Regions from separate parts of the Homo sapiens genome. Here region 1 is linked to region 2. The links are chromatin contacts, found by Hi-C in ENCODE. All regions are on one chromosome and are shown on one strand. Each heading gives the region's core, a stretch centred on a gene start or an enhancer-like site at or near the end of the contact. The rest is flanking DNA. Distances are from core to core; before and after follow the strand shown.

The links. Hi-C counts contacts between places; a loop is a spot of excess contacts on that map. Pooled maps may share reads with other maps.
Region 1: a map with no recorded cell type shows a loop between it and region 2 (5-fold over the local background). The contact joins two enhancer-like sites. A Hi-C loop is called at or near these places in 6 of 37 single-sample maps with no recorded cell type and 5 of 50 pooled maps.

Annotation. Positions count from the first base shown.
Region 1 is chr16:72,783,964-72,790,122 of GRCh38, reverse strand. ZFHX3 (zinc finger homeobox 3) reads left to right here. Exons shown (of 10, transcript NM_006885.4): 10 at 1,275-6,159. The coding sequence ends at 2,959. The region is part of intron 3 of ZFHX3-AS1 (ZFHX3 antisense RNA 1); the gene reads right to left. Among named protein-coding and RNA genes, the nearest start is that of ZFHX3-AS1, 120 kb to the right of the region's middle. RefSeq lists an enhancer at 990-1,605. Within about 2 kb of position 2,507, at least 22 of the 41 ENCODE cell types and tissues checked have a DNase peak (open chromatin) inside an H3K27ac peak, as active enhancers do.
Region 2 is chr16:72,587,020-72,593,040 of GRCh38, reverse strand. The region is part of intron 1 of LINC01572 (long intergenic non-protein coding RNA 1572); the gene reads left to right. Among named protein-coding and RNA genes, the nearest start is that of LINC01572, 75 kb to the left of the region's middle. RefSeq lists an enhancer at 2,448-2,507. Within about 2 kb of position 2,465, at least 2 of the 41 ENCODE cell types and tissues checked have a DNase peak (open chromatin) inside an H3K27ac peak, as active enhancers do.

The sequences.
Region 1 (6,159 bases), core at 1,258-3,757, 200 kb before region 2:
TGACTCAAACCAGGAGATAGCTATGGGTCAGGGAGGGTATTAGGCTCTCGGGTTGGTGAAGGCGTTGCAGGGAGTGGTGGTAGATTAGGGGTATGATCAAGGATGGGATTCTAGCCCATGAGGGCCTGGTGATATGGTCAGACCTTTGCTATCCATAGGCAGTGGTGCTTCGGGTAGGTTGTGATGTCTTGGGAATTGGTGTCAGTATCTTGGGCTATTCCACTTCTGACATGGCTTTTCTGCTTTTCCTGCGGTTGTTTCTCAACCATCTACAGTCCCACTGGCCCTCCTGTGTATCATTCAAACAGGGGCAGGAAAAGAAGATGGTCGTTTCTCCCGCAGATTCCAGATTCCTATTCCTAGGCGGTTATACTGTTGAGTAGACTTGTTGAAGCAGGTCAGCTGGGCCAAGGCATGGAAGCAATTTTCCCTGAATGGATTGTTCTTATTTCTTCCCAGGCCCTTCCTCCACACTTTCCTATTCATCATCTTCTCTCTACCCTCCGAAAGCATCCAGTCAGCTGCAGCAACAGAGGTCAGAGAGGAGGAACACCTGTAGAGCCTGTTTTGTTTTTGTTCATGTGGCCGTGCTAGCTTTCTTGCCTTCGTTCTCTCTTCTCCTGTTGCCGCTCTCCTCCAGATAACTTCTCTGGGGACCTCGTGGCCATACTATTTTTGTGATGAAGGCCTTTGGTGCAAATGGGCCCCAGCTAGAAACAGCTAGCTTTGGGGCCTCTAGACTAATTGCAGTTGGGCAGAGTGAATGGTAGCTGGGAGTACTTGGCAAAGAAAATGTGAACTAGCGGGTGTGGCACATTGGGCAGGAAGGTGTTGGAAGTTGTTTGGCTGGAAGGGGAAGTATGGGAGCTAGCCAGGACTGAATCTTCATTAGAATACAAGGTTGTCCAGCCCTGAGCCTGGTGGGATACTTCTGGAAGTTGTTTGGCTGAAAGGGGAAGTATGGGAGCTGACCTAGGACTGAGTCCTCATTAGAATACAAGGTTGTCCAGCTCTGAGCCTGGTGGGATACTTCTGGAAGTTGTTTGGCTGAAAGGGGAAGTATGGGAGCTGACCTAGGACTGAGTCCTCATTAGAATACAAGGTTGTCCAGCCCTGAGCCTGGTGGGATACTTCTGTTGGAAATGTTCGTTTTGAGAGGATCCTTCAAGCCTTGACATCTCAAACTGTGTGCCAGTGACACCGGTAAAACGTCTTGAGCTTCAGCCCTACCCCTGCCCAGACTGACCGGTGATTTCTGTCTCCATTCCTTTCAGCTTTAACGTCTCCTAAGCCGAACTTGATGGGTCTGCCCAGCACAACTGTTCCTTCCCCTGGCCTCCCCACTTCTGGATTACCAAATAAACCGTCCTCAGCGTCGCTGAGCTCCCCAACCCCAGCACAAGCCACGATGGCGATGGGCCCTCAGCAACCCCCCCAGCAGCAGCAGCAGCAGCAGCAACCACAGGTGCAGCAGCCTCCCCCGCCGCCAGCAGCCCAGCCGCCACCCACACCACAGCTCCCACTGCAACAGCAGCAGCAACGCAAGGACAAAGACAGTGAGAAAGTAAAGGAGAAGGAAAAGGCACACAAAGGGAAAGGGGAACCCCTGCCTGTCCCCAAGAAGGAGAAAGGAGAGGCCCCCACGGCAACTGCAGCCACGATCTCAGCCCCGCTGCCCACCATGGAGTATGCGGTAGACCCTGCACAGCTGCAGGCCCTGCAGGCCGCGTTGACTTCGGACCCCACAGCATTGCTCACAAGCCAGTTCCTTCCTTACTTTGTACCAGGCTTTTCTCCTTATTATGCTCCCCAGATCCCTGGCGCCCTGCAGAGCGGGTACCTGCAGCCTATGTATGGCATGGAAGGCCTGTTCCCCTACAGCCCTGCACTGTCGCAGGCCCTGATGGGGCTGTCCCCAGGCTCCCTACTGCAGCAGTACCAGCAATACCAGCAGAGTCTGCAGGAGGCAATTCAGCAGCAGCAGCAGCGGCAACTACAGCAGCAGCAGCAGCAAAAAGTGCAGCAGCAGCAGCCCAAAGCAAGCCAAACCCCAGTCCCCCCCGGGGCTCCTTCCCCAGACAAAGACCCTGCCAAAGAATCCCCCAAACCAGAAGAACAGAAAAACACCCCCCGTGAGGTGTCCCCCCTCCTGCCGAAACTCCCTGAAGAGCCAGAAGCAGAAAGCAAAAGTGCGGACTCCCTCTACGACCCCTTCATTGTTCCAAAGGTGCAGTACAAGTTGGTCTGCCGCAAGTGCCAGGCGGGCTTCAGCGACGAGGAGGCAGCGAGGAGCCACCTGAAGTCCCTCTGCTTCTTCGGCCAGTCTGTGGTGAACCTGCAAGAGATGGTGCTTCACGTCCCCACCGGCGGCGGCGGCGGTGGCAGTGGCGGCGGCGGCGGCGGTGGCGGCGGCGGCGGCGGCGGCGGCTCGTACCACTGCCTGGCGTGCGAGAGCGCGCTCTGTGGGGAGGAAGCTCTGAGTCAACATCTCGAGTCGGCCTTGCACAAACACAGAACAATCACGAGAGCAGCAAGAAACGCCAAAGAGCACCCTAGTTTATTACCTCACTCTGCCTGCTTCCCCGATCCTAGCACCGCATCTACCTCGCAGTCTGCCGCTCACTCAAACGACAGCCCCCCTCCCCCGTCGGCCGCCGCCCCCTCCTCCGCTTCCCCCCACGCCTCCAGGAAGTCTTGGCCGCAAGTGGTCTCCCGGGCTTCGGCAGCGAAGCCCCCTTCTTTTCCTCCTCTCTCCTCATCTTCAACGGTTACCTCAAGTTCATGCAGCACCTCAGGGGTTCAGCCCTCGATGCCAACAGACGACTATTCGGAGGAGTCTGACACGGATCTCAGCCAAAAGTCCGACGGACCGGCGAGCCCGGTGGAGGGTCCCAAAGACCCCAGCTGCCCCAAGGACAGTGGTCTGACCAGTGTAGGAACGGACACCTTCAGATTGTAAGCTTTGAAGATGAACAATACAAACAAATGAATTTAAATACAAAAATTAATAACAAACCAATTTCAAAAATAGACTAACTGCAATTCCAAAGCTTCTAACCAAAAAACAAAAAAAAAAAAAAAAAGAAAAAAAAGAAAAAGCGTGGGTTGTTTTCCCATATACCTATCTATGCCGGTGATTTTACATTCTTGTCTTTTTCTTTTCTTTTAATATTAAAAAAAAAAAAAAAGCCCTAACCCTGTTACATTGTGTCCTTTTGAAGGTACTATTGGTCTGGGAAACAGAAGTCCGCAGGGCCTCCCTAATGTCTTTGGAGCTTAAACCCCTTGTATATTTGCCCCTTTTCAATAAACGCCCCACGCTGATAGCACAGAGGAGCCCGGCATGCACTGTATGGGAAAGCAGTCCACCTTGTTACAGTTTTAAATTTCTTGCTATCTTAGCATTCAGATACCAATGGCTTGCTAAAAGAAAAAAAGAAATGTAATGTCTTTTTATTCTCAGGTCAATCGCTCACACTTTGTTTTCAGAATCATTGTTTTATATATTATTGTTTTTTCAGTTTTTTTTTTTTTTTTTGTTCCAGAAAAGATTTTTTGTTTTGTTAACTTAAAAATGGGCAGAAAGTATTCAAGAAAAACAATGTGAACTGCTTTAGCTTTCTGGGGATTTTTAAGGATAGCTTTTCTGCTGAAGCCAATTTCAAGGGGAAAAGTTAAGCACTCCCACTTTCAAAAAAAAAAAAAAATAATAACCCACACACACAAAGAGTGTTGAGGACTTGTAGCTTAAAAAAAATAAGTTTTAAAAACTGACTTTCTGTATTTATGATAGATATGACCATTTTTGGTGTTGAGTAGATTGTTGCATTGGAAATGAACTGAAGCAGTATGGTAGATTTAAAAGGAAAAAAAAAAAAAAACCTTTTGTGTACATTTAGCTTTTTGTATGGTCCAGCTGACAGCTCCTCATTTGATGTTGTCTTGTTCATTCCTAGCAGATGATAGATTGCAATCCGTTGATTCGCCTAAGCTTTTCTCCCCTTGTCCCTTAATTCCACTTTCTCTTTCTTGTCCCTTAATTCCACTTTCTCTTTCCTTCTCCCACCTCCCGTCCTATAATCTCCCACTTAAGGTAGCTGCCTTCATTTCTTAGAGGGAGCTGCAGAATTATTTTATAAAACTAAAGAAAGAATTTCAAGGGATTCTAGGGGTCATTAGGATCCTCACAGATTATTTTTGGTTGGGGAGTTGAAACTTTTTAAAGGCATATAATTCTAGTTACCTGTGTCTGTTAGCTTTGTGCATTTATTTTTTATTTATCCTTCTTTTGGCTTTTTTTTCTTTGTACCCCTTCTTTTCCTCCTTGTTTGGTAGGAGCTTCAAATATTCTTTTTTTTTCTATACTAAAGGATTTGTTTCCATTTGTGTAATTGGCTGTGTACTTTTCTTTTCTAAAAAAAGTTTTTGGTTAGGGATTTGGTTTTTGGTTTTGTGTTTGTTTTTTCTTTCCTCTCTCAGAAAAAAAAATTTCATGCTTTAAATAAAATCCAAAGACACACCCTTTCACTGCTGATGCAGAAAAAAGGGAAAGGGTTCTTGTTACTTGAGAATTTGTTTCTGATTTAAACAAACAAGACTTAGTTTAATAAAAGAAAGAGAAAAACAAAAGATTCCCAGGTTGTTATGTGCTTCTTCTGCAAGCAGAGAGGCAAATGTTAATGACAATTCCATATACCAAAAGACACATTTTTTACTTCAAAGTTTTGTCCTTGTGTTAGGCAGTCTGAGCAGCGAGTGATCCAGAGCGCAGCCAACAAAGCAGCAGATAGCAGTGTACAGAAAGCAAAAAAGGAACTGTATGTGAGGCACTTGTTTCTGTTAATATCCATATTCCTGTTAACACACACCCTTTCTCATGTAAAAAGAAAAATAAATAAATGGTCTGAACTTTGAAAACTTTGTGCTGCTAAAACATAGATTTTGGAGACAAATAAATAGATGCTTTGCTGTTTCACTTTCATAGCTAAACATCAACAGAAACCATCTCCCCTTGCCCCCAAAGTGTGAAATCCTTCTTCCCTTCGTTTTCTTCCTTATGTTTCAAAAGGGAACTTTGAAGACTGTGAATACAGGTTCCATTGGTCACCTTTCGGGCTTCTTTCCCCAGTGCTGAAGCCACTCATCGACTTTGCAAAAGACTGGAGCATTCCAAGATCTGAAAATGGATTTTTTTTCTTTTTTTCTTTTTTAGCCGGGACTATTTTATTTTTATGAATTTGTTTTTAGTTTAATGAAATAGTAGATCCTGAAATGTTGTACATATTTCTAACTAGGCTGATGCACAGTGCAAATTCCTTTTTTAATTGTTTTTTTTAAGTAGAAATACTAAAGAAAGAATACCATCTAACTATTCATACCAGTATCCAGTTGTAGCATAAGGTGTCAAAAGCAAGTACGCAAAACATTTACTGTTTTAACAAGCTATTTCCTTTTAACAAGAAATCTTGTATTTCTTCCTGTGTTTGAGATGAACATTTTTAAATTTTAAAGTTGTACAGTTTTTTGTTTTCCATTATTTTATCTTGTTTGTAACTCTATGAAATATATATATATATATTTTTTGCCATTTAACTGTTGTATGTTACTCTGTGTCTGTACCATATAGAAAAAAAATTGTTTTTGTTTTTGGTTCTCTATGTGATATCAGTTAACAATGTAACACTAGCTTTACCTGTCAAATTCTGCTAGGTCTTCTCTGAAAACGTTGTTTTTAAAAATGATATTGCTTGGTAATAGTGCAATTTCTATCCTTTTCCCTCCCCCCTCAACTTTTAAGTTCTTTTCTTTATAATTTTGCTGCCCCCTCCCTGATGGTTTGGGTTTTTGTTTTTGTTTTTGTTTTTTTTTTTCATGGAGCTACTATGCCATCCTCCCTCTGTGAGGCAGAGTGACTGTCAGTGTTTTGTTATGCCATGCCTTGAGCTGTGGGTGTTTGGCGACAATAAGGTGGTTGAATAGATTGGCTGAGCACACTTCCACCCACCTAGTGTTCTCAGAGGGGTTATGTGATTGTTTCAACCTGGAGTGGGTTGCACCCTTAATGCTTTCCTCTGCAACTAAACCGCCCACATATATGTTCATTGAAAAAAGTAAGAATAATTCTCAGCACTAACCCAGAAGTAGCAAAGCAGTCAGTGA
Region 2 (6,021 bases), core at 1,216-3,715:
TGGTATGCCTGCTTTCACGGCGTTGTAATATTTATATAATTTATTCTGTGTAATACTTCATTGAACTAATTTCCTTTTTGTTTCTCTAGGTAGTCATTATAGGAAAAATGCTGAAATGTTTTATCTCATGTGTAAAGTAATATTGAATATCCCCTGTCCTCACCATCACCCCTGCCCCCACAAGACGTGCTTCCTCAAAATTTTGAGATCTAGTTAACTCCATATCTCTACACTTAGAGACCTGTACAAAATGCTTTGTAATGTTAACAGTGCCAATTTGCATTTCTGATTATCTGTATGCCCAGTTATATTTATTGCTGTTTATATGTCATCCTCTAAACATCATTTGTAATCTTATAACCTATGCTATATGGGCTCTGTACATAGTACAGGTTATATGAAAATATAGTTTTCAGCATCAAAAGAACTCTGGGTTGGAATTTTCAGTGAAGTAGCCTGTAACTCCTGTTAACAGTAATGGGAGTTCCATGACTACCTCACCATACCCCTTGCTGAAAATGCTACTATTCCTGAGGGAGTCACTGACCTTTGCATCCATTGTAGAGGTATGGGAGGAGCAAGGTGGGAGAAATACCTTAAAAGTAATAGGTTTGCCACACAGAGACAAAAGAATAATCAGAGCACTTAGAAGCTAGAGGAAGCTTATGAAAGAATGGGGAAAAAAGTGAGCTTCTCGTTCCAGGGATCCTTCCTGTTCTCTGTTTTCAGTGTGGGCAAGCAAACCAGGGCCCTATGGACTCTAATACTAAAGAATGAATTATAGACCTGAATAGTAATGTGATAGGGCTAGTGATTTCATCAGTGACCACGGTCCTTGTCATTGCTTTTTAGATGTATGTGTGTATTTGGGTGTGCCAATGTATTAAATAACTTATTTGTTTTAAAACATAAATTGTGTTTTTTCAAAAATACTCATGATGAATTTGGCAGTATGAGAAATGCACTTTATATATATATATTTCTGCAGTCGTAGTAATTGAATAAACAAATAGGTTACATCATTAATTTTTGCAGTCATCCCATGTACTATCACTCTTAGTTTGGTCCTTTTCCATCAATCTTTTAGACCTTTACTCAAATTATTATATTAAAAAAATAGAATTTTTTTAAATGCTAAGTAATGATGGTATTTATAAAAAGTTGCTTACTTTATTCCACATTTGGTTTTAAGTTTTTTTGTTTCGTTTTGTTTCTAAGAGTCAGTCTCTCTATGTCGCCCAGCCTGGTGTCCTCCCACCTAAGCCTCTCAAGTAGCTGGAACTACAGGCCTGCACCACCGCACCTGACTGAAAACACTGATTTTTTTTCACTTTTCTCTCCAAACTTGTTTTTCCATTTTTCTTCCAGCCTCTTATAGTTCATTTTCATATATTAGTTTTTATTACTTTGTAAAGGCAGTCGATTTCTTTTTGTTCTAATTTATATTTTTTCAGAAATTAGATTTTAATCTTGATATTTTTTAGTTTTGTTTAATGCCTACCTATTATAAATTAGAGATTTCTATGCCTTACTTGTCAATGGGAAATGTTATACCACTATTAAGATTAAAAAGCATAGTAATGAATATTTTTACAGATGTATTTGTTGTTCCTCCAGACCAATATCTAAGCTTCAATGCAAAGCTCAGTTTGATTTTAGAAATATTTCACATGTTCTCATACTTCCTTATCCAAACATTCTGAAGAGTTTCTATGCTTTTCATGTCCTCTGCCTCTCAACTGTACTTTTATGACATTAATGTCCTTAGAGTTGTAGTGTTGGACTAGTTTTCCAGAATCTCATGGTCTTTTTAAAACTTATTTTGATTCCATACTGTTAGCTTTAGATTTTTCCCAAGTTCACTAAATGGGATCCTTCAGGGAGGTGAAATTGTAGTTCATGGGAAAATCATGAGACATCATTCAGTCTGTGCTTAAGTATGCAACATGGTCCGGCATTTCGGTGAGGACAAATGAAATATCTCTTAGCTTCAAGGTAAAAAGTCGACCATTCTCTTGATATTCCAGTAAATACCAAGCTACAAACAACCAGACACCACAAGGAAATGTAGACATTGTACTACACTATGAGAAAAGTTCAAAGATGGGCTATTGTCTTTAATTTACATGAAGATTTATGTGACAGAAATGTATCTGGAGGAGATGGACATCCTCCAAAGAATGTGTCTTCTACCTAAGAATACTGTTTGCCATTGACAGTAAATAGCAACTTTGACCTAGTTGTGTGTGGCCTAACATGAAACAGAGAGTTAGTAATTATCTGTAAATCTGGATTGTCATCTGGATCATTTGTGGTATCAGTCTATTTTTTATTCTCCTACCACTGGGGCATGACCCTTGTGCAGGTGACAGGATTTGCATTTTTGTTAACTTGTGACTTCTAAGAAATCCCCTTTTTTACAAAGGGAAAATTTAAGGTCTCCCATATTGTCTTATATGCTGAATACTGCTCCTTGAGTTTAGATTGCCAATTTTGGCCTAATGGTTTTATCTTCCAGAGATCTCAAAAGCAAATAATTCTGCTGCCATTTTTCTTAAATGCCTTTCAAATATTTGGTTGGAAACAGAAGACTTCTCTCTTACTCATCTGGGTAAAACTCATTTACTGTTTTTCCTTTTAAACTGTTAGCTCAAGTGACCTTACACACAAGTCCCAGCTGTGCATTAGCATTGCTTGGGGATGTGTTTGTATCTTTTGTCTAAAAATACCCAGCCGGCAGGATTCATGATCCATGAAAGCTAATTGAAACAATTTCTCTTCAAGTTTTGGCAAGCGAAGCATGCATTATAAGCATTAATATCTATAAATTGAATTGTTAATGAATCTGGACACTAATAATGAATGCAATTTTGCAGGCTTAACTAGAAACACTAAAATTATCAGGATCTGCAGCAGAAATTTCAATCATTTTGCCTATTAAATAGCAAAGCTATGCTTTTAATAAGCTAATCATTTTTATTTGACCCCATAGGAATAGCTCAGTTGATTAGAAACAGGTTTCCTAGCGCAAAACAATGTTGTTTTTCTCTTACTGTTTTAACCACCAAAGCACTGAAATTTTAAGATGGATATTTCATCTCATACTCTGTGTCTTTTAATCACATTTGTACTTGTACTCAGTGTTTCCAGAGATATTTACTTATTCCATTTCTCCTCTATTAGGCTGTATCTCTCATTCATATATATGTATATAGAGATGGATAGATACTGAAGTTTTTAGAATAATGTCACAATCATTTTTAAAACGGTCTCAATAGGACGGGTACAGTGGCTCACGCCTGTGATCCCCGTACTTTGGGAAGCCAAGGCCAGCGGATCACCTGAGGTCAGGAGTTCAAGACCAGCCTGGCCAACACGATGAAACACCGTCTCTACTAAAAATACAAAATATTAGCCAGGCGTGGTGGCACATACCTGTAATCCCAGCTACTTGGGAGGTTGAGACATGAGAATTGCTTGAACCCGGGAGGCAGATGTTGCAGTGAGCCGAGATTGCACCACTGCACTCCAGCCTGGGCGACAGAGCGAGACTCTGTCTCAAAAAAATAAAAAAGTAAAAAATAAATGGTCTTATTTCACACGTAACATTTTAAAAATTACATTATCAAGGTAATACAGTTTTGAGCTTTATGGTTGCCTTTCTGCGACTTAGGAAAGGATATATATTTCCATTTGAGTATCATCTCCTAAAACTTCCGCATAACACTAGTTTATAGAGCAGCAAAATCCCAACATTAAACAACAATGGAGTGTTTTCTCCCTAGTGCTTGAGTGACTTCGAGATCCTAAGCCATGTACTTAGAGGCACACTTAGTGCATAGTAGCTGTGCACCAAATAGTTGCCAAGTTGCCTGAGAGAGTTAATGCACCTTTCTGTGTCCTTTCACTTACTACCTGGGAATGACTTAAACACTAGGGAGAGTGAAACAGTAATAACAGGGAATATGTGGCATCTCTGTATATATTATCATGAGGTGCCTGAAATTGGAATTCAAAGTACCTTATCTGATTGTATCTTTCCCAACAAATCTTAAGGATATTGACAATTATCTGGACTTCAATTGTGGAAAAGTAAAATGCTGAAGTCTAGAAGTTGAGTCTGATAGTAAGTAGGGGTTTTTGCTTTGAAGGTTATGGGTTGGAATTTTTATGGAAGGGTAAAGGGAAAGGGTTATTAGGATTCTTTGGTATTGTTTATTTTTCTTCAGTGTTGTTGCATATTTCTTTTGACTACCAGGTTTGAGAATCTATAATTCATTTAAGGGAATGAATTCAGGAATTCATACTCACGCAGAATTCCTTAGGAATGTAGAGTATATTCATTGCATTACCATTTATATAGTCGCTTTCAGGATTTGTCAGCCAGCATAGATGTGATAATTATAGACATGCACATTTGTTTCTGATAGCTATTCACTTTACTGAACTGAAGCTTATACTTTGATTCTCTTATAAATGGCTTCATCAAATGGCAACTGAATGCTCTTAGAGCATTTTGTACTGCATTTCTCAAAATGACTGAATAGGAAAAGCTGCCTCTTCCCCCAAAACCTTCAGAGAACACTCATTTCTTACATATTAAGCTTTCACTACTTTCTGGGATTTTCAATCAAGATTTTAAAGTGTTTTTTAAATTGAATTTAGTCTTTTTTTTGTTTTTACCCTGCTATTAATAAAATTTGTGTTGATGAGTTGACTTTTTAAAAAAATCTATAAATCTGATGAAATTAGTCCTTGTATTACAGTCTTCCCTGGATTTAACTACCTATTTTTATTCCAAGGATATGTAATTTTTTTCCAAGACACAAGGTCTTGCTGTGTTGCCCTGGCTGGAGTACAGTGGTGCAATCATAGCTCAGTGCAACCTCAATCTCCTAGACTCAAGCAATCCTCCTGCCTCAGCCTCCCATGTTGCTGGGATAACGGGTATGAGCCACTATGCCCAGCCCAAGGATATGTAATAATCTAAGTTTTATCATCAAAATATTCACCAGAATTGCCTAAGTCATTTGGCAATCATTTTACATGGCTTTTTGAAGTACAGAAATAATATATACTTCTGAATAAGCAAGAGGTTTTTGTTTTTTATTTGCCATTATCTGATCAATTTCATGAAAGTTAATTCCATAGACGAGTCTTAATTGATAAGATCAATATATTGTAAGTAATTATTGATCCTCAGGATAAACCAAGTAGTCTTCTATTTTTTTTCTTACCCAAACTGATTTTTCTATATCAGTTTAGTTTTGTTTTTTTTTTTTTTTTTTTAGTTTCTATAATATCCTGGTCATGTGATAGTTACTTTAGAAAAATGACACAAAATCTTTATCATAAAATTAGTTAGGAGGTGTGCTGCAATTATCACTATAATATTTGATTTCATCCTATCTGTTTCTTGTTTCTTTTTTTTTTTTTTTTTTTTTTTTTGAGACAGAGTCTCGTTCTGTTGCCTATGCTGGAGTGCAGGGATGTGATCTCGACTCACTGCAACCTCCACCTCCTCGATTCAAGCAACTGTCCTGCATCAGATAGCTGGGATTACAGGCGCACGTTTTTGTATTTTTAGTAGAAACGGGGTTTCACCACGTTGCCCAGGCTGGTCTCCGGCTCCTGACCTTCACTGATCTTAGCCTCCCGAAGTGCTGAGATTACAGGCATGAGCCACCGTATCCAGTCCATCCTGTCTCTATGTCTAAAAAATGTTTTTTAAAATATCTGTAGTGTAATAAATAGAAGGACCAAAATATGTGTTACACTGAATGACATTCAGGGCAGGGTTGAGTTGAAAGGATATTTCTAACACAAACATTTTCCATTTTTTATGAGTGCTTTAGGAAGATAACATCCTATGAAAGAAATTAAAAGCAATAAGCCTGGGCAACATAGCAAAAACCCATTTCTTTTTCTATTTTTTTTTTTTTTTCAGGCAAAGTCTCACTCTGTCACCTAGGCTGGAGTGCAGTGGCACAATCTTGGCTCACTGCAACCTCTGCCTCCTGG